Linked DNA regions of Homo sapiens: region 2 is linked to region 1. A link is an interaction called in ENCODE POLR2A ChIA-PET data of the cell type or tissue named here. Cell type or tissue: GM12878. All regions are shown on one strand. Each heading gives the region's core, and the rest is flanking DNA. Links, peaks and the distances in the headings are about the cores only.

Evidence for each region. ChIA-PET counts read pairs that join two places held together with the same protein. Peaks named below come from ENCODE experiments on the same cell type or tissue, not always from the same donor. Only the 100,000 strongest peaks of a DNase experiment are listed, where the experiment ranks them.
Region 2: POLR2A ChIA-PET joins it to region 1 with 5 read pairs; 3 of 35 experiments call an interaction of 5 or more read pairs at or near these places.

Annotation. Positions count from the first base shown.
Region 1 is chr9:897,528-901,789 of GRCh38, forward strand. All of the region lies in intron 3 of DMRT1 (doublesex and mab-3 related transcription factor 1), which reads left to right. Among named protein-coding and RNA genes, the nearest start is that of DMRT1, 58 kb to the left of the region's middle. In GM12878, for the core only: no CTCF peak of the experiment used is centred there; a DNase peak (open chromatin) is centred at 2,174.
Region 2 is chr9:722,999-727,518 of GRCh38, forward strand. All of the region lies in intron 3 of KANK1 (KN motif and ankyrin repeat domains 1), which reads left to right. Among named protein-coding and RNA genes, the nearest start is that of KANK1-AS1, 40 kb to the left of the region's middle. In GM12878, for the core only: no CTCF peak of the experiment used is centred there; no DNase peak of the experiment used is centred there.

The sequences.
Region 1 (4,262 bases), core at 1-4,000:
GCTGCAGTGAGCTATGATTACACTACTGGACTCCAGCCTGGGTAACAGAGCAAGACACTGTCTCCAAAAAAAAAAAACAAAATTAAGTAGATTTTGCATTCTACTATCTTCTCCCTATTATGTCGTTGTTGGTTTTTTCCAATTTAAGAATGTTTTAAAATCATGTTTGTTCATTATAACTGTCTCCTGAGAGCCACCGCGCCCGGCCTAAAAAATCTATTGAGTTCTTGACTGTTTGTTCATATGTATTTTCGTTAGCTACCTCAGATCCCCTTTGTAGCAAGATAGGGTATAAAAATACATATGTTAACTATTATCAAAAGACTGACATGCGAATATGGACCAAGTATGAATGTGTATGGATTGATTTCTGTATCTTTGGGGAAGAATTTGATGCCCTTAGGAAATAGAAAACATAAAGTATAGGTAAAAATGATAATGGTGCAAAATGCGTTAAGACATAGATGTTATAAAGAAGTATTAAAATTAAATAGTAAAAATCTACAAATAATACCTTTAGCTAATGTTGAAGGGAGAGAAACTGGATGGCTCACTTTTTAACCAGAGTCGTTTTTCTTTTTTCTTTTGTTATTGTTGTTTTTCTTTTTTTGAGACAGGGCCTCACTCTGTCATTCAGGCTGGCGTGCAGTGGCGTGATCTTGGCTCACTGCAACCTCCACCTCCCAGGTTCAAGTGATTCCTGTGCCTCAGCCTCCCAAGTAGCTGGGATTACAGGCATGTGCCACCACGCCCGGCTAATTTTTGTATTTTTAGTGGACATGGGGTTTCACCATGTTGTCCAGGCTGTTCTCAAACTCCTGGCCTCAAGTGATCCGCCCACTCGGCCTCCCAAAGTGCTGGGATTACAGGCATGAGTCACCGTGCCTGGCCCAGAGAGGTAGCAGAAGTGTCAGGAACAGAGATCTGGATGGCAGTCTTTTCCTCACTTCGCTTTTTCTGCTGTTCCTGGAAGGCTCTCTCACTCTGCTCTTTGGACAATGCCTTGCCCCTCTTGGTGGCAGCTTCCTAGGAGAGGGCAGAGTCGGGGGCTCTTCTTTGGTTGCTGCCCTGCTTTTCTGTCTTCTTTGTAGAAGGTGCCCCACCGCTGCACTTGGAGAGCACCTGTGCTGTTCTCTCCTGACTGATTTTCTTGGTGTGAAAATGGCTCAACCTTGAGGCCAGAATGTGAGGTTGGGTCTTCAACTACTTTCTTGACTGTGTTGCTAAGGCCGGACTCTCCTCCTAACTTAACCAGATGGAGTCATCTTTTTATTAGCTATCCTGCCTAGTAGGATGTAAACTCTCTTTTTCTTTTTAGATTGTGATACAAATTTGGGTAGTGTGGACATTTTAGCCATATTAATTCTTACAGCCCATGAACATGGAATATCTTTTCATTTATCTGTCTTCGGTTTCTCTCATCAGTGTTTTATAGTTTTCAGTAAAGAAATCTTTCACCTCTTTGATTACATGTATTTTTTTAACTATTGTAAATGGGATTGTTTTCTTGATTTCTTTTTCAGATGGTTCACTAGTCATGTATAGAAATGCTAACTAATTTTTGTATGTTGATTTTTGTATCCTGTAGGATAACTCCTTTCTGATTTATATCAGAATCAAGAAAGATTCAAATCTTTCTTCAAAAAAAATCAATATTTTAAAAAAGAAACAAGAAAACAATTTGTATTAAAACCAACAACTCCTTTTTGATTCCTAGAAAAAAAAAACTGACTCTAGTGGAGATCGTCATAACTTTTTAAAGCTAGAAGGAATTCTTAGAGATGAGTAGAAAGGGTTTCGAATTTTTATTGTACAGTTGAGACTTCCTGCAAGCCTCCCTATAAAAACAAGCAAGCCACGAATAATTACTGAGCACCTACTAAGTGCCAAACCTCCTTAAAAAATAGAGCAGTCTCCTAGCTCGGCATTCCAGAATCTTAAGGCTCTTTTGTGTAAATGCCCTGCCTGCTGAGAGCTGCTTTTAATTGCTTCTGGTCTGCCTCAGCCTGTGTAGGAGATTTGTGGCCCAATCATAGATTCCTGTCCTGTTGTGAAACAGGAATAACATTTGTGACACTGGAACAAACTCACAATGAATGGCTGGTTCCGCTGACCAGCAGCTCAATTTCACTTCTGCATTTAATTGCCTGCAAAAGCTGTTTATTGCCTTGTGCACTCCTCCACCGCAACATTATCTCTTAAATAAACATGTTGTACCAGGTTGACAAGGGAGAGGTGCGTATCGAGTGAGCAGAAATAAATATGGGAGGACTCTGAGCTATGCCTCGGATCTCCTTTCAGGCCCTATGGCAGGCGCCCTCTTGACTGCTTTTCCAAAGCTTGTGCCCCCAGATGTGTAGACTTACATTCCAGCCACGTTTAGGGTGTGGCCAAATGGCAGCACTGGCAGTTATTTCGTTCTTTCTGGTGGTTATGTGGTCTCCTCTGAAGTGTTTTATGGTTGTCCATTGACGATAAGGCACCTCGAAGGAATGCATTCATGTCTTAACATGCTTCCAGAGCCCACCATGTGCTGGGGATCTACCACTGAACAAAACACAAAAATTGGGAAAAGTGAGTCTTGGGAGAAGGCTGCTATTTCTTGATCCCTGGAGTTGGGGATTGCCTAAACCTTTCTACAGGTAGGAAGGAAACCGCGTTCTGGCATCTGGAGCTTGAAGCACAGAAAAAAGTGCCCCCTTGTGAGTGTTCCTGGCCCGGTGCTCCAGCACCTTCTGCCTGCTGAGGGTGGAAGGGTTGGGAAGGGCACTCAGAAAAGCCAGTACCTTTTCACTGCTTGTCCGCCGTAAGGAGCAGCCAGACAGGCTCTCGTTTTCCCACTGCCCCCCCTTTTTTTGTTGTTTTTTAAGTGTAGCTCAGCATCAGAACAACCTGTTTGTTAGCTTGAAAGAATGGTCAAAACAAGTCACTTTCCAAAGTATCTGCTGTGTGGGGGTGGCCAGAGCACTCTCTGCAGCTGTGCCATATTTGTGCTGTAGGAAGGCGCAGTGAGGGTGGAGCCATGGGAAGACAAGGCGGAAACCTGGCTCTCAGGAGACAGTTATGATGAACAAATATGATTTTAAAATACTCTTAAATTGAAAAAAAAACAACAAAGACATAATAGGGAGAAGACAGCAGAATGCAAAATCTACTTAATTTTTTTTTTTTTTTGGAGACAGCGTCTTGCTCTGTTACCCAGACTGGAGTGCAGTAGTGCAATCGTAGCTCACTGCAGCCTCCAACTCCTGGGTTCGAGTGATCCTCCCATCTCAGTCTCACGAGTAGCTGGGACTACAGGTGTGTGCCACCATGCCACACCTGGCTAATTAAAAAACTTTTTTTGTAGAGATGGGGGTCTCAGTGTGGTGCCGAGGCTGGTCTTAAACTTTTGGCTCAAGTGAGCCTCCTGCCTCAGCCTCTAGAAGCGCTGGGATTACAGGCTTGAGCTGCTGTGCCTAGCTCTACTTCAGTTTTTTTTTTTTAATTATTATTATTTTTTAATTGAGAAGGATCTTGCTCTCTCACCCAGGCCAGAGTGCAGCAGCATGATCTCAGTTCACTGTAGCCTCCACCTCCTGGACTTAAGCGATCCTCCTACCTCAGCCCCCTCAGTAGCTGAGGCTACAGGCATGTACCACCACACCCAGCTAATTTCTGTACTTTTTGTAGAGATGGGGTTTCACCATGTTGCCTGGGCTGGTCTCAGACTCCTGGACATTCAAGTGATCTGCCTGCCCTGGCCTCCCACAGTGCTGGGATTGCAGGCATGAGCCACCACGCCTGACCAATTTTTTGTGTGTTTGTTTTTTATTGTGAGACAGAGCCTCACTCTGTTGCCCAGGCTAGAGTGCAGTGGCGCGATCTCGGCTCACTGCAACCTCTGCCTCCCGGGTTCAAGCGATTCTCCTGCCTCAGCCTTCCAAGTAGCTGGGATTACAGGCCCCTGCCACCATGCCTGGCTAATTTTTGTATTTTTAGTAGAAACGGGGTTTCACCATGTTGGCCAGGCTGGTCTTGAGCTCCTGACCTCAGGTGATCCGCCTGCCTTGGCCTCCCAAAGTGCTGGGATTATAGGCGGGAGCCACCGCGCCCGGCTGCCTGACCAATTTTTAAGACATAGTAGGAGACTTCACATGAGTTTTTTTTTTTGCCACTGAGCTCCACGGTCAGGTTTCCCAGGATGATGTGCTCTGGTCACTGGAAACTCCTGGGAAGTTCTGGATGGAGAAAGCGGGAGTGACTTGCCTTACGAACCTGCC
Region 2 (4,520 bases), core at 305-4,304, 170 kb before region 1:
AAAGACTAGAGAAGATAGAATTTGGGCCAAGCCTTGAAAAGAGTATGGGTCGAATTCAGCTGGTGAAGGATGGCGAATTTCCAGACCTGTAGGATGATCTAATTACTCCCTACTCACAGAGTTGGAGTAATTAAGTCACAGGACCACTCTGAACAGAATGGACAGAGTGGAGGAGTAGCTGAGAGGTAAAGTTCCCGCAGGCAAGATGAAACCTTCCACCTTGACCCTTGGATGCCTGCAGGAGGAGGTGGACCTTGATTGGAGAAGCTTTAAAAAGCCCTAGTTTACAAAAGTAAGCTGTGGTGAGAAAAATTATAGCACCTGGTATTCCTGGGTGACACTATCTGGAAGGGGTGGGAGGAAAGGCTTACCAGGTTGTTAGAAATGTTCTGTATCTCTGTTACAGAGGTGGTTACACAGGCGTATACATCTACCAAATTCCATCCGACTTACACTTAAAATCAGTGCATTTTCGTGGGGCATGATCACAAGCACCTGGGTCCTGTGTCCTAGCTACTCCAAAGGCCAAGGTGGGAGGATTGCTTGAGCCCAGGAGTTCAAGGCTACAGTTAGCTATGATCACATTCCATTGCACTCTAGCCTGGGTGACAGTGTGAGACCCTGTCTGTAATTCATTCTGTGCATTTTATTGTCTATAAATTGTGTTTGAATTTTTTAAAAATTTTAAGTTGTATTTAAACAAAGAGAACCTATGGATTAAAAGACTTTAAAATAATAGCAACCAATGGAAATACATGACTGGAATTCTGATGCAAACACCCTATTAAAGAAATTTTTTAGAGACTATTGGAGATTGGGCACAGTAGCTCATGCCTGTAATTCCAGTACTTTCAGAGGCCAAGGTGGGTGGATAGCTTGAACCCAGCAGTTCGAGACTAGCCTGGGCAACATAGTGAAACCCATCTCTATTAAAAATACGAAAAAAAAAAAAAAAGAAGCCAGGCGTGGTTTTGTACGTCTGTGGTCCCAGCTATTTGGGGGGCTGAGGTGGGAGGATTGATTAAGCCTGGGAGACAGGTTGCGGTGAGCAGAGATCACGCCACTGCACTCCAGCCTGGGTGACAGAGTGAGATGCCATATCAAAAAAAAAGACTATTGGAGAAATTTGAATACTGACTGGATTATGTGATAATCATACTTATCTTTTTTTAAGATTTGATAGTTTTAGCCTCAATGGTTTGCATTTTTTAGAGTTCTTTTAGGGACATATACTGAAATATTTATGGATGAAAATGATTGAATCTCTAGCTGTTGCTTCAAAATAATCCAGTGTGAGTGGGCAGAGGGAGTTATCAGGGAAACCAGATGTTTTCTAATCATTGTTGAAGCTAGTAATGGGAAGACAGGAGTTTATTAAACTATTATCTACTTTTGTATCTGTTTTATGGTTTCAATAATAGTCAAAACTATCATGTATTTGCATTTAAAAAGTCATTGTTGGTTATTGAAGAGGAAAATGCTTCGTACAAGCATTTCTCTACAAAGAGTGTTCTGGCGGCCAGGCACGGTGGCTCACACCTGTAATCCCAGAACTTTGGGAGGCCGAGGTAGGTAGGTGGATCACTTGAGGTCAGGAGTTCGTGACCAGCCTAGCCAACATAGTAAAATCCCGTCTCTACTAAAAATACAAAAAACAGCTGGGCGTGGTGGCGGGCACTTGTAATCCCAGCTACTCAGGAGGCTGAAGCAGGAGAATCACTTGAACCCGGGAGGTGGAGGTTGCAGTGAGCAGAGATCGCGCCACTGCATTCCAGGCTGGGCGACAGAGCGAGACTCAATCTCAAAAAAAACAAGAGTGTTCTGGCATTCAGTGATTAACTAGTGAGACTTTTTGGAGGCCGCTGCAATATTTTCTAAGTAATGATGAATGGACTTGGAGAAGGAAAAATGAAGATAAATGCCCTGCTTTATCTACTTTGCTTAAAATAAGTCAAAGGCACATTAGGCATTTCATATTTGCAGTTAGGGGACATCAAGTCACATAGTGTGAAACGTTGTTTGGACCGCTGAATTCAGTATTGTGTGTATGTGTGTTGAGGAGGAAGTTGGAGTTGTAAAGGAATCGTCCAGGTAGCCCCCATGTCCCACAGCTAAAGGAGAAAGCATTGTGCTGTTGATTTGGGGACAGGGGACTGTTCACCGAATTAGGAAATGTGAGTTCTCGTTCAGCTCTGTGGCCTGGGGCAAGTCCTGAACCTAGCTGGCCTTCAGAATCCTTAGCTGGAAGTCTGGAATTAAAAATTAGGTGATATCCCTTGAGGTCAGGAGTTTGAGGCCAGGCTAACCAACATGGTAAAACTCAGTCTCTACTAAAAATACAAAAATTAGCCAGGCATGGTTGTGCACACCTGTAGCCCCAGCTACTTGGGAGGCTGAGGCAGGAGAATCGCTTGAACCCGGGAGGCGGAGGTTGCAGTGAACTGAGATCACGCCACAGCCCTCACTCCAGCCTGGGTGACAGAGCAAGACTCTGTCTCAAAAAAAAAAAAAAAAAAATTTAGATGATCTCTAATGCCTTACATTGAATTTTTTGCCAGCTCTCACTCTTTTACTATAGCGTCATTGTTTTAAACCAGTCAAAGTAGACCACCTGCATCAGTGATTCTTGTAGGTGGTGGGGAATGTCAGAAATGCCATCACTTGGCCCCCATCCCAGAACTGCAGAATGATCTCCTGGCAGCATGTTCCTGGGAATCTGCATTTTAGCCAATGTCACAGGTGATTCTTATGAAGAATAGAACTCAGAGCAGTTTTAGGGCTTGTTATTCGTTCTTTTTCTTCATATTGCCTCAAAATACAATCAACACTTAAGCTGCTTTTCTTCTAAGAATCTAAGAGATTTCAGAGCTTTACTTTGAAAGGGATAAAGTTGTGATCACCTGACATTGTGAGTAGATTTAAATGTTTAATTTTTGTTAGTAATTTATAAAGTATAATTTAGGAAATACTAGAGACAAAAAGAAAAAAGTTATAGTAGCCTGTGACTCTTTAGCCTTAGCAAAGCAGTGTTAAATGGGTTTCCTGTATATCCTTCCATGATTTTTCTAATACATACATATGTAAATATAATTATTTACTAATGCCAGTAGGCAGCAATGAGAACAAAACCTCTTTTGTATTTTTTTTTCCCATGAGTCAAACAAAAGACTTCAGATTCAGATCAATTCTGGTGTGCTAGGGCAGGCCTTTCCTACAAGGGGTGGAGAGGCCAGCCTTTCTTCTCTTGGTGGGAATGGCCTGAGCTGTGTTGTGGGGCAGGCCGCTGATTTGTGTGATGTATCATTAGAGGGAATAAGCCCATTGATCTTTTCTAGTTTCCGTTAAACTTGAACTGAGAGGCCAGGCACGGTTGCTCACGCCTCTAACCCCAGCACTTTGGGAGGCTGAGGCGGGTGGATCACCTGAGGTCAGGAGTTCGAGTCCAACCTGGCCAACATGGTGAAACCGAGTCTCTACTAAAAATACAAAAATTAGCTAGGCATGGTGGCACTTGCCTGTAGCCCCAGCTACTCGGGAGGCTGAGGCAGGAGAATCGCTTAAACCGGGAAGGCGCAGGTTGCAGTGAGCCAAGATCGCACCACTGCACTGTAGCCTAGCAACAGAGTAAGACTCTGTCTCGAAAGAAGAAAACTTGAACGGAGACAAAAATTAAAAATAAGGCCAGGCGTGGTGGCTCATGCCTATAATCCCAACGCTTTGGGAGGTCAAGGCGGGCAGATTTCCTGAGGTCACAAGTTCAAGACCAGCCTGGCCAACATGGTAAAACCCCGTCTCTACTAACAATACAAAAATTAGCCAGGCATGGTGGCAGGTGCCCATAATCCCAGCTACTCGGGAGGCTGAGGCACAAGAATCTCTTGAACCAAGAAGGCAGAGGTTGCAGTGAGCCAGGATTGCTCCACTGCACTCCAGCCTGGGCAACAGCACAAGACAAGACACTCTCTCAATTAAAATAAAAAATTATTTACCAAAGTAGGTTTATTTTCTCCGTATTATTGTATGACCTATTTTTAATACACATCATGCTCATCTATGTTAATATTCTCCTATATCAAGATTTGTAATGGCCATATAGAATTCCTCTGTATAAATATACCAGTGCTTATATGGTTGTTTCTTACAAGCAGACTGTCTGCCTCTTTTTACTGTTTTAAACATGGAAACAATAGCCTTCTGTGTCTTTTTGTACATCCTTAGGATAAAACTTTTAGACAATTAAGTGAAATAATTTTTCATTTTTAAAAGTGATTTTGAACACAGTTAACCCATATTCACTATAGAAAAAATGGCAAATCCAAGGAAATTTTTTTTTTTTTATTAGAGTCTCGCTCTGCCGCCCAGGCTGGAGTGCAGTGGGACGATCTTGGCTCACTGCAACCTCTGCCTCCCGGGTTCAAGTGATTCTCCTACCTCAGCCTCCCGAGCAGCTCTGGATTACAGGCACTCACCACCATGCCCAGCTAATTTTTGTATTTTTGTAGAGATGGAGTTTCACCATG